2 separate regions of the Homo sapiens genome follow, and region 1 is linked to region 2. The links are chromatin loops, found by intact Hi-C in ENCODE. Cell type or tissue: chondrocyte. All regions are shown on one strand. Links, peaks and the distances in the headings refer to the core of each region. The heading gives the core; the rest is flanking DNA.

Region 1 (8,334 bases), core at 171-8,170, 2.0 Mb after region 2:
GCAGTGGCCAAGACAGTCTCTGCCTTTAGGGCATTTATATTCTGGTGTGGGAGACAAATAATAAACTATACCTATGTGTGTTTGTGTGTGTGTGTGTGTGTGTGTGTGTGTGTGTGTGTGTATGAATGACACATAGTGGCAAGTACTAGAAAGAAAAACAGCAGACAAGTGGATAGAGCATGATAAGGGAGCATTCTAGCTTCCACAAGCAGCCAGGGCAGCTGTACCTGCCCTCTGGGAAGGGGCATGGGGGCTGAGACCTGTGAGACCCAGATGAAGTGAGGCAACAAGCTGAGCGAAGGCCCAAGGAAAGTGTTCCAGGAAGCACAGGTGCTTCGCGGAGGACAGTGTTTCATTGATCACATGTGGCCTGCTGCCCAGGACAGAGACAACATTTGGTATTTGTCGATCAAAATATGGAAAAACACAGGGTGTCTATTATTGGGCTTCTGAAATGTTTCCAAATGGTGGCCAAGATTAGAAGATATGCATCTTTCCCAAAACCAGAAATATTTCTAGCTTTAGTTAAATTCACTGTATTTATAGGTGAGCTAACTGTCAAGCTTTCATCTAGAAAAATACTTAAATTTGAAAATCTAGGAATACCTCAGAAGTCTAATCCACCTACACTTGACTCATCGAGGGCTGTTTTCCAGAACTTTCTATCATACTTATTATTTCAAAAGGTGAAGAAAATCCAGTCAGGGAGTCATTCACAAGGGACCAATGAGCCTCCAGTCAGTTCCACACAAGGGCCGGGCACTCGCTGCTGCGTCCTGCCTCCCACCTCCCCACGGGCTCCGGAACTGCGTCCGAAGGGTGGCATCCTTCCTGCCTGGCCTCAGCTGAGCCTGCACTGCCCAAGGTCCCCAGCGGTTGGCTGGAACTGACTAGTCAGGGCCGGGCCGGTGGGGCATGAGCGGCTCTTGTGGCCCACCATTGGCCTGCGAGAGGTAAGCAGGGACTGCCACGTCCTCTCTTAGGAGCCCAGGCCTGGGATAGGGATAAACTCTGCCTGTGAGCTCCCAGCCTGAGCCAAGGGTCGCGTAGATCCAGGGGCTGGTGCAGCCACTGGAGGCCACACGCAGGCAGACAGCTGAGCAGACGAATTCCATCCAGACAGGGGACAGCGGGACAGAACCCGGGGGTAGACTCAGGGCTGGGGCCGTGGGCGGCCAGGACCACACCTGGCTCCCGGGGACACTGGGTCCCTGCGGAGGCCCCACGGCACATCCTCTCCCCAGAGTACCTGAGCCCTCGTTTTAGTCTGAGAATCAAACGTCATTTGTATCGGGCCAGCCTGAGGAGCCGTTGCTCCTTACGGCAGTCCCAGAGGCACAAAGTCCCTCAACCATGACAATGTGGGCTTGACAATTTGGTCAGCCTTGCTCCGCCACCAGTTTCTCTCTGAACAATCAGCTCTCGGCTTCCCGCCTTTCAAACCAGCCATCGGCTCACACACTCTCCACAAAGCACTCCACCAGTAAAGATGACGGGAGGCAGCCCAGCCCCACGCCCCCCACTGTGAGGAGTCACGGCCTGTACCCCTTCTGTTCCCCACCCTACTGCGTCCCTTGAGGCACCGGGGTGCTGGCCTCTGCCTGGTTCTTTACCACACTGCAGCCTCCCCAGGTCATAGAAAGCCCTGAGGCTCGCACCTGCCCGGTCCAGCTTTGTGAGGCTGGTGCTCAGGAGCCAGCCCCAGGCAAGACAGGAAGGAGGCGTGCCTTGCCTCAGTTTCCCCTGCATCATCCTTGAGGCCCATGTCTGAGTGGCCAGCCCCTCCTCCTGCACCTGCTCCTCCCCAGCCTCCTCCCAGGGTGGGGGACCCTGCTCTAGGCTGAGCTCCATCTCCCTGTCACCCGCAGTATGAGACCCTCACCCCCAACCTGATTGGTGTGGAGACAGGGTCTTTTAGGAGGTCATGAAGGTTACGTGAGGTCACTAGGGTGGACACCTGATAGGACATGATGGGTGGAAAAAGACCCGGCTGTGAAGCTGCCCAGGCCTGGCGTCCTGTGTGGCAGCCTGAGCAGGCAAATACACTCCTGTCCCGCTTAGGAAGAAGGAAACTATTCCCCAAAACGGAACATCTGTGTCCTCTGCCTCACACCTCCAGCCGGCCCAGTGAGAGCCGTCCCCAGATGCCCCAGGTGCCCCCTCAGCTGCTGCCCCCCTCGCGCTCCTGGTCCCTGAGCCCGGCTGTCCTCTTCCTGCCCCCTCAGCCACGTGGGCAGCCTCTCCCTGTGCTGCTCAGGGCTCTTCCCCTCATTCTCTGAGCCCAAGATGAAGGGGGGCTCCCACCGCTCCTCCAGCTCACGCCGAGCCCTGCTCCGCCCTCAAGGCACCCACTCTCCAGCCTGGAGACACCTTCCGAGCACTCAGACTTTCCATCCCCAGCCGCTAGTTGCCTTCATAAATGCAGACCCATGTGGGTAGCTGTGGACGATGCTTCCCTGAACCCCCAAGAACTCCAGGTCCTACCCCCAAATCACGCGTTCCTCTCCCATCCTCCCCACGTTGAGTCAATCACACCACTTCACACACCCCGAGGCCCAGGCACCCAGGCCTGAGGCTGCTCCAGGTCTGAGGCTGCTCAGTCAGGCCCAGGAGGCCAGGGGGCATCCACCCAGAACCCTTCTCTTGTCCAGCCATGCAGGTCCTGTAAGCCCCACAGCTCCCGCCCACCTGCTCCAGCCTCCTCCAGGGCCTGTGAACAACGGCTTTCAGCTTTTGTGTCCACTACCAAAGTACATTCCACACAGGCAGGGAGATCCATTCTGCCAACTGCCAACAGCCAAGAGCCAATTTATGTTTGTCTTTGACAAACACAAATCAGATTATGTCACCCACCGGGCAACACGCCTTAGCAGGGTCTGCGCGGCCGGGAGAATGCAGCCACGCGCCCTGCTCTCTGGCCTGCCCTCCCTCCTGCTCCTGTGCGGAGCTCCGGTGTGGAAGGTCTCCCTTCCTTGGGCGCATGCAGCGGTCTCCCTCCAGTCCTTGTCCTCTCCTGCGCCCTGAGTGCTGTTGACTGCTCGGCCTGCATGCAGAGGCCCTGGGATGAGACCAAGTTCTCCGCCTCCAGACCCCCTGCCAGGCTCTGCCTGTCGCACTTGTCTCTTTCTGAGATGTCTGCATGTATCTGCTTGTCTGATTACTGCTTGCAACCCTAGGAGAACACAAAACCCCATGAGAGATGGGCCCTCGACTTCTGAGCTGCTGAATCTCCAGTGCCTGGAAGTCAGCGCGAATGTGGCAGGGGTTCCGTCAAGATCCGCGGGCAAACAGCGCATACCCTCATCACCGTGGGCCTGTGTCACCCTGCCAAGCACCGTGTGGCCCCGGGGGCCAAGCATGTCATCTTCATCTTGGTAGCCCCTTCCGCATGCAGCGGGTGCTTAATTTATGCTGGCTGAAGACAACGAGGTGAATGAATTTGCATTCGGCGTTGCTTTACATTCATGTGTGACGTCCGCCTGCCATCTAGTGGTGGAAGAGGGCAACTTCAGGAAAACGGGCTTTTGAGAAGAAATTAGAGAAGCCCTTCAAAAACGGATAAAGGAAGATCGGGCGCGGAGAGATGGTCCCTTTGACTGTTGGTTTGCAATCACTTCCATCCCTGCTTACTAGAGAAGCGCTGAGAACTCCCCTGAGAACTGATTCTGGCACATTCTGCGGGAGGCGAAAGTACGAAGGCGAAGGCGGGGAAGCCCCAAGGCTAAATGAGTACCTGTCCTGCTGGCCTGCACGCCAAGGGAGGACAGGCCCTTTTGTTCCCGGGGGCACTGCACGGGGCAAACCCAGGAAAAATGTCAGAACACAGGAAGGCCGTCTTTCCCGCTTCTTAGTAAGCAGAGAGAATGTGGGGAAAGTTAAGCTACATTGAGAAGAGTGAAGAATGCAAAACCGAGGGGGACAAGGTGGTGAGAACGCAATGGAGAGAAAAGGTGCTTAACGCAGAAAACCTGAAAGGCAAATGTAATCTTGACGATGTAACAATAACAGAAACGGCCGGGCGCGGTGGCTCACGCCTGTAATCCCAGCACTTTGGGAGGCCGAGGCGGGTGGCTCACGAGGTCAGGAGATAGAGACCATCCTGGCTAACACGGTGAAACCCCGTCTCTACTAAAAATACCAAAAAAAATAAAAAATAAAATAACAGAAACATAGAGTAAAACTGAAGGGGCTCACTAAGGACCTGTGAACGCACAGCCTCTCCAGACCTCAGCCTGACGGAAAATTTTAGACTGCGTGGTCCCTGAAGAGTGTTTCAACCTTCAAGTTTTCTAACTCTCTGATTTTAAAATTAATGTAAGGCAAATCCCTAACAAAAACCTAACTGTGTATTTGTCACGAGACTTTTCTTTGAATAACTGCCTGTCTCGGCGGGGGCTCTTCTCACACTGAAGGGGGCCACTCCTGGATCCAGGGTCGCAGGTTGAAATCACACCTGAGCCTGCGCCACGGGTGTAGGACGCCCAGCAGCAGCTTCTGGAGAGCAGAGAGCCGGGGGAGTGGCCACTTCAGAGTGGGGCCAGGACAGCTGGGGCCACCGCCTTCCCGGCGCAAGGTGGGCCAGGCCCCACAGGTGGCCCCAGAATTGCAAAGCCAATGGCAGCTTCCTAAGTGGTCACCGAAACGCACTTTCAGTGTGGACCCGCCGGCCTGTGTGTATTCAGCAATCCCAGCCATCCAACCTGACCTCGGGCTGCAAAGACGATCGTGGCCGGAGCCGGCTGGCTCTTTGCGAAAGCGGCGGGACCCGGGGACAGCAGGCTGCCTGCGCCGCTTCCCTCCGGGTGGCAGGCCCACTCTCTGCGGGCACCGCGTCCTGCTCACCCGTGTTGTGGTCGGGCCGCAGAGCAGGCCCCTTGACGGGGGGATCCGGAGCCGCCTGGTGCCGGCACAGCCTCAGGGAGCAGCCCCTAAGCTGCCCCGTGACAGTCAATCGCCCGCTTTCCCCCCGTGGGAAGTCTGTGCCGTGACCAGAGCCTCTCACCCTCCCACGGCCCCACGCGGTGTCCTTTGCTCAGCACCTCCCAGAGCACCGGGCAGAGGCACCCAGAAAACCGTCACCACCTGATCCCGCAGAGAATCGCCCGTCCTCTCCGGAATTCTGTCCAACTAGCACCGCCCCAATAAACAGGAAAAGCCTTTTTCTTTTTCCAAGTCCACCTCCATTTCAGAACGGCCAGGGCAGATCTGAGGCAGCTTAGGACACTCACAAGCCCGAGAAAAGAGCCACCCAGATAAGGTAACATGTGAAATGCTGAGAAATCGGCTGAGTTTCCCTTTACCAGCCCAGTAAAAGCCAGTGACGGAACCCATCCTCGCAGGCACTTCATCCCAGCAGGGCTGGAGGCCTGAAACTACAGGTCTAAACATCGCGGGGTGTTCACTGGTTTCTATTAAGTAATTCCTGTCCTCAGAGAGTATGATCAGCTCTTCTTTAATAGTTGTCAAATAATAATAAAACAGTTCTCATTAAGAGCGTCATCAGCGGCTGGGTGCGGTGGCTCATGCCTGTAATCCCAGCACTTTGGGAGGCCGAGGCGGGTGGATCACGAAGTCAGGAGTTCAAGACCAGCCTCACCAACATGGTGAAACCCTGTCTCTACTGAAAATACAAAAATTAACCAGACGTGGTGGTGCACGCCTGTAATCCCAGCTACTCAGGAGGCTGAGGCAGGAGAATCACTTGAACCCGGGAGAGAGAGGTTGCAGTGAGCTGAGATAGTGTCATTGCACTCCAGCCTGGATGACAGAGTGAGACTCTGTCTCAAAAAAAAAAAAAAAGTCATCAGCTTGCTTTTTCAGTCTACCTGAAACCTATACTTTCGTGGATAGGAGAAGAAATCCAACTGTTTACCTAGTTAAAAAAATTTATTGAACAAGGGAAAATGACTTACATCTTGTGTGTCATAGGTAACAGAAATTTCCAGATTCATAAACGCAATATAGTTTAAGAAAGAAAAAAAAATGCTGGTGTCTAGAGACCATGCTTATTTAAAGACAACTTTATGGGACTTGAAAAAACATTGTCACTCAAATTTCTTGGAAGTAATTCCAACTTACATTTACATATCGCATTAAAGTTGACAAAATGCAGCCCATATATCGTTTGCCACAGTAACACCAATACTGGGAGATGGCCATTCCCACTGCACAGCTGTGGAAACTGAGGCACGCACTCATCACCATGTGTTCATTTACGAAACATACACACGGAGAGCCACGGGCCTGGCTTTGGTACAGCCACAGAAATGCAGTGCGGTGTGTCTGCCTCAAGCACTGCCAAGCTCAGCTCAGTGGGAGGAGGCAGAGAGGGTCTGTTTACTTTCAGATGTTGTGACTGGTGCAATAGCACGCCAGGATGTCCAGAGAGCTGGGGGGAGTACAGGGGAGAGGCGGGAACCCAGCCTCCTCTGGCGTGGGAGAGGCAGGAGGAGGAGTCAGAGTCGGCCAAGGCTCCCGGGCCGCTCCCCTCAACCGGAGCCTCTGAGAAGGCAGGAAAAGCGGCGCGCAGGAGCGCAGCACCGTGAACGCACCTCGTTTGGCATCGAGTGCCAGCGGATGACTTGTGGGCGTCAAATCACGAAATGATTTGCATGGCACAGGGAAGCATTTGGGGTGTTTCTGGAGGTAACAGAAAATTACTGAACGATTTCAACCAAGGAAGTTGAATGATCTGTGTTCCAGCAAATTCCTGTGGTAGCAACACAGAGTGAGCTGGGGTGAGCTGGCAGGTGTGTAATCCCAGGAAGAAAGACCCAGGTAGTCCAGGTAGTTCTTCCCCAGGGTCAACACAGAGGACAAGGCCAGAGAGGTGGATGGAAGGGAACGTAGCATTCATAGATAGATACATAACTAGATCTACAGATGATATCTCAATCGCTCAGAGATGCACACTGAATTATTTACAGTCGAAATGACACAATGTCTGAGAATCACTGAAATATTCCAGGACAAATGACAACAAAGGGTAGAAACAAAACTTGGTAAAATATTGCAATTGTTGCATCTGGCGAGTGAAAAATATATAGAAATGTGCGTGTATGTAATGTGTATTTTTTTCCTTTTACTCTGCATTTTATCCTAGCTTTATTTAAGGCAAAATAATTATACTCAATGACTACGAGGATCTTGGTAAGTTTGAGGAGAGACAGTGCAGTGAAGCAGGTGTTGGTGATAAAAGCTAGAACAAGGAGGGTAAAGTGATCACGGACGAGGTTTTAGGAAGGAGGAAAGGTAAGGATACAACAGGTGTAGAGGGTTCTGGGGTCCCAGGAAGGTGTTTCCTTGGTGGTGTTTTTGGGAAGGGAGTGTCTTGAGCATGTCCACATGAGTAAGGGAAACAATTGACAGAGAAGGAGATAGAAATGGGAAGAAAAAGGCTACTGGACATGCCCACTTGGCATGCAACACACCTGGAACTCACACCCAGGTCTGGGGAGATCCCAGCGTTCTTACCCCCATGCACGTTACAGCTGAACTTACAGAAGGTCACCCAAAAGAAGCCTTGATCCCTCTGAGGCAGAAGCTCAGAAATCCAAAACGTCTTGTTTTGATCCACTGAGGACCTCCAATCATCTCGCTGACAGGATCCACACCCTAGGTCGCTGCGGTGATCCATGCGGGTAATGGGTGTCTCAGTGTTTTGAAAAGTGGCAACATGTGCTATAGTTTTGATACGTGTCCCATCCAAACCTCATGTCCAAATTTCGTCCTCAATGTTGGAGGTGGGCCTAAGGGAAGGTGTCTGGGTTATGGAGGCAGATCCTTCATGAGTAGATTAATTCCCTCCTGGGGGTTGGGGGTTTAGGGATTTCTTGCTCTACTAACTCCCAGGAGGCCTGTTGTTTAAAAGCCTGGTACCTCACCCCCTTGCTTCCTCTCTGCCGTGTGATCTCTGCACACACCAGCTCCCCTCCACCTTCCACCATGAGTGGAAGCAGCCTGAAGCCTCACCAGAATCCCAGCAGATGTTGGTGCTGTGCTTCCTACACAGCCTGCAGAACCGTAAGCCAAATAAACCTCTTTTCTGAATAATTACCTAGCCTCAGATATTCCTTTATAGTGATGCTCAACAGACAGGGACATGCCACAGGGATGATCCTTCTTACTAACTGCATGCATCCCTCCAGTCAGTACAACAAAGCAGAAGAGTGCAGAGTGGTAGGTCTGCAAGCACAGCAGACATGGACTCCACTGCTGTTTCCGCAGGTTCCTGGCTGTGTCTCTTTGGGTACGCTACCCTTCTCTGTCAGTTTTCATCTATAAAATTGAGTTAATAGTGCCTATGTTGAAGAGCACTGTGAGACTCGAATAAGA
Region 2 (8,334 bases), core at 131-8,130:
ACAGCTGAAGAAGAAACAGTGTGTGAATATAAACATATTTCATATACCACACACATATTCTAGTACAGTTTTATGTTCGAATACAAATAACTTATATGAATCTGCCTATGAGTTTTCTTTTATCTCAAGTAGTAGATATGTTGTTTAAATGTTACTACAGTTTATAGAACCCAAGGGTCCAAACAGTGGGTGTTCTTTGCTTTTCTATAATTCATTTTAATTCTTTAACTTTTTTTCATGAAACGGAAAAAAATTCAATCTGGACACTTCAAAGTGACTCAGTCCCTTATGACAAAACATCTCTTTAAGGTAGAAATGTTCTTCAATCCAATTTAGGAACCCTTCTTCTCACGATAGCATCTGTGCAGAGAAACCTTGCATAGGATGAGGGCAGTGGTATGTGGTGAAGTGCACTGGTATGTTTGCCTAGTATGCTCTATAGCAGGGGTCCCCAACCCCCCAGGTCATGGACCTACCAGTCCATGGCTTGTTAGGAACCAGGCCACACAGGAGGAGGTGAGTAGCAGGAGAGCGAGCGAGCATTACCGCCTGAGCTCTGCCTCCTGTCAGATCAGCAGCAGCATTAGATTCTTGTAGGAGCACGAACCCTATTGTGAACTGCGTACACGAGGGATCTAGGTTGCATGCTCCTTATGAGAATCGAATGCCTGATGATCTGAGATGGAACAGTTTCATTTCAAAACCATCCCCCCCACCACCCCGGTCCATGGAAAAATTGTCTTCCACAAAACTGGTCCCTGGTGACAAAATGATTGAGGACTACTCCTCTATAGCAAGAGAATGGTGCCCTACATTCTGCTCCCCTACACTTAAGCTGCTAACTCTGTAACTGAAAATCAAAGGCATTCATAGTTAAGCGTTTCTGCAAAAACAGAAGTGTGGCTAGACCTTACTTCTACTTCCAAATATTTTATGAGTGCATCTGATTGGCTGGTTCTAAATCACATCCAAACCCTAGCTGCAAAAGATGAAATATAAATTTTAGATTTCCAGGCTTTAGTCTGTATAGGAGCACAAGGAGGAGGGTGGAATGGAGGTTGAACACCAGTCCATCCTATCCATTGCAGTCACAGCATAGAGATTGGCTGTGGGGTGTGGGGGTAGGAGGCCTTCACACCTTCACTTCTTGACCTGGGTTGATTTAATGGTGGTGGTCTCTGCTCATATGGTATCTCAACAGAGATAGTATATGAGGTTTTATCAGTTACTTTTTAGCTTTACCCTAGCTCCCTTGTACAGGGAGTCTTCAGAAAAACAGCTCCCTCCTCTCTCTGTTCTCTCCAGAAGTGTATATCCAACCCTGTTACAGGTTGAATTGTGTACCCCTCAGATACATACACTGAAATCCTAACCCCCAGTTCCTTAGGATGTGACCTTATTTGACATAGGGTCACTGCAGATATAGTTAGTTAAAATGAAGTTATACTGTAGTAGGGTGGGCCCTTAATCCAATATGACTAGTGTTCTTATGAAAAGGGGCAATTGGATACAGACACACATAGAGGAAGAACACCATGTGAAGGTGGAGATGGTCATCTACAAGCCGAGGAAACAGGCCCGGAACAGATCCTTTCCTCCTGGCCCTCTGAAGGAACCAGCCCTGCCAACACCTTGGTTTCAGACTTCAAGGCTCTAAAACTGAGATAATATGTTTCTGTTCTAATACAAACCCCTTCTTGATGCATGCTTTTTCACTCAGCTGAGCAATGTCAAGGGGCAGTAAGCCAGTAATTCTTCCTTGGTTAACTTCTGTATTTCTTCATTCAGGGTCATGAAACTTAGCTGGGTTTTCTTTGCACCCCTTGAAAATAATGGGCAAATTAAGAAGGATGTGCTATGCTCTGAATGTGTTTCTCCAAAATTTAAATGTTGAAACCCTAACTCCCAAGGTGATGATATTAGGAGGTAGGGTCTTTGGGAGGTGATTAGGTCATAGGGGTAGAGCTGTGCTAAACAGGATTAGTGCTCTTATTTAAAAGGCCCAAGAGAGATTTGCCTTGATCTTGGACTTCCCAGCCTCCAAAACTGTTGCTTATAAACTACCTACTTTGTTATAGCAGCCAAAAGAAACTAAGACGGTGTGTCTTCTTGCCCTGGTGGCATGGGTAAGCCTCCAACTGAAGTAATCTCCAGATAAGAAATGAATCCCAATCACCTATTTTCAGCATCGCCCCCAAATCTCACTCAATATTTTCTTGGGGACTTTCCGTTTTTCCCAAGAATAGTCAACATGGAAGGAGGAGTATTGTCCTCTATAATGACTTTCTATTATGTCAACTTAAGTATTATGGAACTAAGTTTCCTGGAATTTCCTTCTCCACATCATTTTGGTCATGGGACAATACTCCTCCCATTGAGGTATGGGTCTCGTTCTCTTGAGTCTGGATGTCCCTATGACAGAGTGATGCAACATACCCTGAGGCTAGGTCTTTAGGAGAAACAGCTTCCACCTGGTCTTTCTGGGGACATTTGTTCTTGGAACCCAATCTGTGAGAGATCCCCAGCACAGGAAGAGACTGCCTGTCAGCATTCCAGCCAACAGCCAGCATCACGCATCACATGTGAAAGAGGAAGTGACTCCAAGGTGACTCCAGCTGCAGAGTATCTAACCACACAGCATGAGAGATGCCAAACTAAGCCAAGCCAACCCCCAGAATAGTGAGAGATGATAACATAATTATTATTGGTTTTAAGCAACTAAATGTTGGTGTGATTTGTTTATGCCTAATAGATAATTGGATTAGTCTCTTACTTGTGCCTATTTCCAACTCTGATTTCCCAAAATCTTTCCTATTCTCTTCTCAACCTAATTCAACAATGGAACCTCCAGTAGTGGAGAGAAAAACCAGTCATTCAAGTTTGCATATTATTCCTAGCAGTTTTAAAATGTTTATTTCAAGCTGTGAACCTGTGTTTTGATGGGGAAAGTGAGAAAAGAACTTGGTGTTCAGTGTTTCAGGTTATTGCTACCTATCACTCTTTTACAGACAACAGGACAAGATATGTACTTTAAAAGACAATACTTCCACCAAGAGATGAGTGGATAAAATATGCTATATAAGTACAGTGGAATAGTCAGTCATTAAAAGGAATAAATCCTGACTCATGTTGCAATATAAATGAACCCTGAAAACATTATGCTAAATGAAATAAGCCAGACACAAAAAGACAAATATTGTATGATTCCACTTACATGTGGTACCTAGAATGGGCAAATTCATAGAATAGAAAGTAAAATAGAGGTTACCAGGGGCTAGAAGGAAGAGGAAACAGGAAATTACTATTTACAGAGTACAAAGTTTCTGTTTGGAATGAAAAAAAATTTTTGGAAATAGTATTGATGGTTATATAATACAGTACAGTGGTAAATGTACTTAAAGTCACTGAATCGTTCACTTAAAAATGGTTAAAATGGTAAATTTTATATTATTTATGTGTATGTGTGTGTGTATCCACAGTTCATCTTTAAAAGACTGTAAACGCTTGGCTCTTTTTAATGTATCTGACAAATTTCTTTGACAAATACTTGCTGAATTGCTACCACGTACCAGGCACTGTGGTAGGCAGTGAAAAAGTAAACATGATTAAGACACAGATAGCGCCTTCCCTGTAGTCAAAATCCCACTTATTCCTAAAGGCCCAGTATAGATGCAGCCACCTCTTCATTAATTTCTTTCAACAAGGATTTTTAGTAACTGTGAAGGATATAAGAGTAAATAAGTCATGGTTCTTACCCTCCAAGAATCTGGTACCTACTTAGGAAGATGGAATATGTGCACTAAAAGATAAGAGAGCTTACCTTGTAATATTTTTTTGTGACAAATATTATTTAATTGATAGCAGATCCTTGGAGAGTTGACAGAAAAACAGTCGCTCTGTGGTAGATTGATGGGTGGGAGAAGGTGGGACTTTGAGTATCTGAAGGAGGTCATACCTTGCTCAGTGAGCAAGGCAGCAGCATGAGCATGTTTGGAGGACAGTGGGTAGCTGTGTGAATGGTTTTTATGGTAGATTTATATGAAATGTAGTATATACCTTTATCTTAAGATAGTATCTTGGATAGTATCTAAAGGAGGATACAAACCATAAGAAATGTACTCATTTCCACCAGAAGGCTCATTTTTATTTTGTTTTTCTTTACCTGTTCTGTAAATCATAGTGTTGCTTTATATTCTTATTTGGATGATACTTTATATTTTATTTCTTTTCCATTAAGGACATTATTAACATTTTAAATTTTTTTTTAATCTCTATCCTTTTCAGGAACACAAAGTCAAGCCACCCAATTTGACCACTAAAAAAATGCTTAGGGCATCTCTGACTCAAGCCACTTCCAGAAAGCCTGCCTGTGCTCAAAGTCTTCTACCATGTTCAGTAGCAGTGGACCACAAGGTGGAGCTTTCAGTCAGCCAGCCAACATCAGGCATTTTCTCAGCTTTGCATCTCCAGCCAGAGTCTGTTCAGGGTAGAAAGAAATCCCTGTCTATCAGGGCTCCACAAGTACATTCAGAAGTATTAATGCCCAACAGAGGAAATACTCAAGTTCAGCACACAAATCTTAGCTCCCAAAGCAACATCACCCCTAAGTTTGTACCAGTTTTCAAAAATAGATTGTTACAAATGAACAAAAATACCTCAGTACTTGGCAGCCCAAAAAGAAAACAGCATGATGTGACACAATCTAAATTGTTTTCACTCAAAACTAGTATGATCCAGCATGACAAACTGAATTTAGGTCCAGCTATAAAAAACCGTTATAGTAGTAACATTCAGATGCAGGCTGCTAACAATTTAAATCAGGAGAATTCCAGACCTCTGCAAGAAAAAAATACAGAGTCTTCTGAAAATATGACAAAATTTCCCTCTTCTCGTGGAAAATCGACTGTGAGTTTAAACAAAAATAAGCAACTATCTAATAGTGCAGTATTTGTGGTGTCAAATAACAATTTAGGGGTGGTAAAAAGTGCTGTTGACTTCCAAATGAAAGGAAAAGAAAATTTAACAGGCAAAGGTATAACACAAATTTTAGGGAAAAGCCATGGGTCACTAAAACTGAAAAGACAGCCACACATTTTTGAATCAGATGGAGAAACCGAAGATCCACGACTGCTACAGCAGCAATCAGAAAATCAAGCTAAAGAAGTTGGTACAAGTGACCACAGGTTGATAGTAAGCAAAATAGCCCACAGGTCTAAAAGAAAATTATGTCCAGAGTCTTCCAAAACTTCAAAGAAGCATCATTCCGATACTGTGCACTATGGCCAATCCAGTTCTTCTAAGAAGCAGGTAAAAAAAAAATTAATCTGGCACTACTTATCATATGCTAGACCCTTAAAACCCCTAAATAAGGATTTAAATGATTTCCCTAAGATCATTTAGAACCATACTAATTAATAAACAGAATATCTACCCTAGAGCGACTGTAAGTCTATGCAGTTAATTTGTAACAAATGTGATTCTTCAATCTAATACAGATACTTGACTCGGATAAATCAAAACTTAAGAAATCTCTCATCATTCATAATGCTTAGAACATGGACCTGAAAGAAGGAAATGTCTACCAGGTAACTGAAGTGATAGCTTTTGATTTGTTTTTACATTATCTGAATTGGGATTGCCAAGTTTAGGGGTCCCCAACCTCTTGGTAAAAAGCAGCTACTTTTAAATTCTTTGAAACCGTAAAATCAGCAAAGAAATAGGACATGGTGGGAACAGTTCACTCCTTGAATAAGGACCATACACAGCAGCTGTTTTGTAATGATTTCAAAGAGGGATGGGTGCAAATGGTCCACTGTGGGCTCCCCCTCACTCTGTTCTGGGGATCCTTGCAGACTAGGAAGAGCTCACACAGCAGCAGCAGACTATCTAAAAATAGAAGATTTGAACAGCTACTACAATATCCACTTTTTGGGATACCTACCCAAGATAATAAACCTTAAATGATGTTTCAAAGGTTAATCATTTAGTTAAAATTTACTCCAAAAGTGCTACAGTGCTGGCTATGTTTAAACTTGATACTCAGTTAATAATGCCCAGTTCATGGCACTGAATTTACAACATGATACATCTGGAAATTACATTTTATTTTGTTCTGCCATCTGTTCTATTCTAAGAACAAACATATTACTAAAATACCCACAAGTTATTTTTTTACATAGAACTATTGGAATACTTTCAATTCAGATTCTTTAAGAACCAACTAGAAAACATTTTCTTTTCCAACTGCTATTTCTTCCTATAACTAATAAAATTTTCAGCCTGATTTTAATTAACCAGAAAGTATTTGAGTCTATTCCTATATACGTTATGATGTTGTATTTTATGTACTTTTTGACATCTTAATATTTTAATGCACTCAGTAGGTGACTGAGGGAAAAATGCATGTGCCTTTAAGATGTTACTTGCATTTTTAGAAATCAATGAAATCTATTCTAGGTTTCATATTGTTTTAGAAATATAGCACTTTCCCACTTTGAACTACTTAAGTCCTGACACAATTTTTAAAATTAAAAAGTCATCCAGGAGGGGGGGCTTACACCTGTAATTCCTACACTTTGGGAGGCTGAGGCAGGCAGATTGCTTGAGCTCAGGAGTTCCAGACCAGCCTGGGCAACATGGGTGAGACCCTGTCTCCACAAAAAATATAAAAAATTAGGGCCGGGCATGGTGGCTCACGCCTGTAATTCCAGCATTTTGGGAGGCTGAGGCAGGTGGATCACCTGAGATCAGGAGTTTGATACCAGCTTGGGCAACATGGCAAAACCCCTTCTCTACTAAAAGTACAAAAAATTAGCTGGACGTGCTACTCAGGAGGCTGAGGCAGAAGAATCACTTGAACCCGAGAAGTGGAGATTGCAGTGAGCTGAGATCACGCCATTGCACTCCAGCCTGGGTGACAGAGTGAGACTCTGTCCCCTGCCAGAAATATTAGCTGGGCGTGGTGGTGCATGCCTATAGTCCCAGCTACTTCGGGGACTGAGGTGGGAGGATTGCTTGAGCCTGGGAGGTAGAGGTTGCAGTGAACTGTGTTTGCCACTGCACTCCAGCCTGAATGACAAAGTGAGACCCTGTCTCAAAGTCAATAAATATTAAATTTTTAAAATAATTTCATCAGGTAGAAGGAATAACGAGAACATTTTTAATATTTTATTTGTATAAATTTGTGGGGTACAAGTGCAACTTTGTTACCTGCATGTATTGTAGGGGTAAAGTCAGGGCTTTTAGTGTATTCATCATTGGAATAATGTACATTGTACCTGATTAAGTAATTTCTCATCATTCACCCCCCCTCCCTTCTTCTATCTGTCAACGCCCTACTCTTCTTTCTATCATTCTGCACTCTATGTCCACGTGTATATATTATTTAGCTCCCAATAACAGGAATCATTATAGAAAATAATTTCCCCTAAATATAAAATTAATACATACTCCTATACTTGAGTAGTACAGAGCAGTTTCAAGAAAAAAGTAAAAAACCATCTGTAATTTCTCTTTGCAGAGATGAGCATTCTGAATATAGGATGAACACTCTTCCAGATGCCTCTCACACTCCTGTGACCATGAAATCAGCTCTACTTACTGCTGTGGAACCTCCTTTTTCACTTGACAGTTTCTTTTTATTGTTTGCATAGCATCTTGTTGTATGTGGGTTTCTGTATTTAACTAGTCCCCTATTGATAGACACTTCAGTTCTTCCCAACTTTTCACTATTACAACATCATGTAGTCTGCAGATCTTTGCAAAATATCCAATGATCTTATACAGTAGTTTTGATAGTTGAAAATATCTTTATTTTGCCCTTATTGAAATTATCAAACCACATAAAGCACAGATAAGAGTATGAAGAACCTCTAAGTACCTATCACCCAGATCTACCAGTTATTAATATTTTGCCACTGTTTCATCTGTTCCTCACAGACATGCTTTTTTTTGCTATAATCTTTTAAAGCAAATTCAAGACATCATATAATTTTACCCATAAACACCAAAGTGTATATATTTCTAACATAAGATATAGTATATTTTTTAAGAAAAAAAGAATGTGTATATATATATTACATTTTGGGGATCTCTACTATATCTCTGCAGGCTCACTAAATTTCACTTTTGCTTTTATATGCAAATTAACAGGAAGCCCTGAATAAATGTAAAAGCTATTTCTCAACAAAACTGGAGCCTTTATTGGGGTGGAGATTTCTGTTTCCACCAGTACTCATTAGCATCTTCTGTGTGCCAGGCAGTGGGGACAACACTGTGTCCATGGCAGAAATGGATGAGACAGCCGTGGCCTGAGCCCCTGAGTGCTGGTGGTCT

Evidence for each region. Peaks named below come from ENCODE experiments on the same cell type or tissue, not always from the same donor. Only the 100,000 strongest peaks of a DNase experiment are listed, where the experiment ranks them.
Region 1: a loop joins it to region 2, with 17 times the contacts of the local background. A loop is called at or near these places in 8 of 110 quality-filtered maps.

The regions. Positions count from the first base shown.
Region 1 is chr18:76,345,779-76,354,112 of GRCh38, forward strand. No RefSeq gene overlaps it. Among named protein-coding and RNA genes, the nearest start is that of LINC01893, 140 kb to the left of the region's middle. In chondrocyte, for the core only: CTCF peaks have their summits at 3,484 (motif pointing left) and 3,717; no DNase peak of the experiment used is centred there.
Region 2 is chr18:74,348,962-74,357,295 of GRCh38, forward strand. C18orf63 (chromosome 18 open reading frame 63) reads left to right here. Exons shown (of 14, transcript NM_001174123.2): 12 at 4,285-5,307; 13 at 5,496-5,585; 14 at 7,520-8,334. The coding sequence ends at 5,552. Among named protein-coding and RNA genes, the nearest start is that of C18orf63, 37 kb to the left of the region's middle. RefSeq lists an enhancer at 1-163. In chondrocyte, for the core only: a CTCF peak has its summit at 4,407 (motif pointing right); no DNase peak of the experiment used is centred there.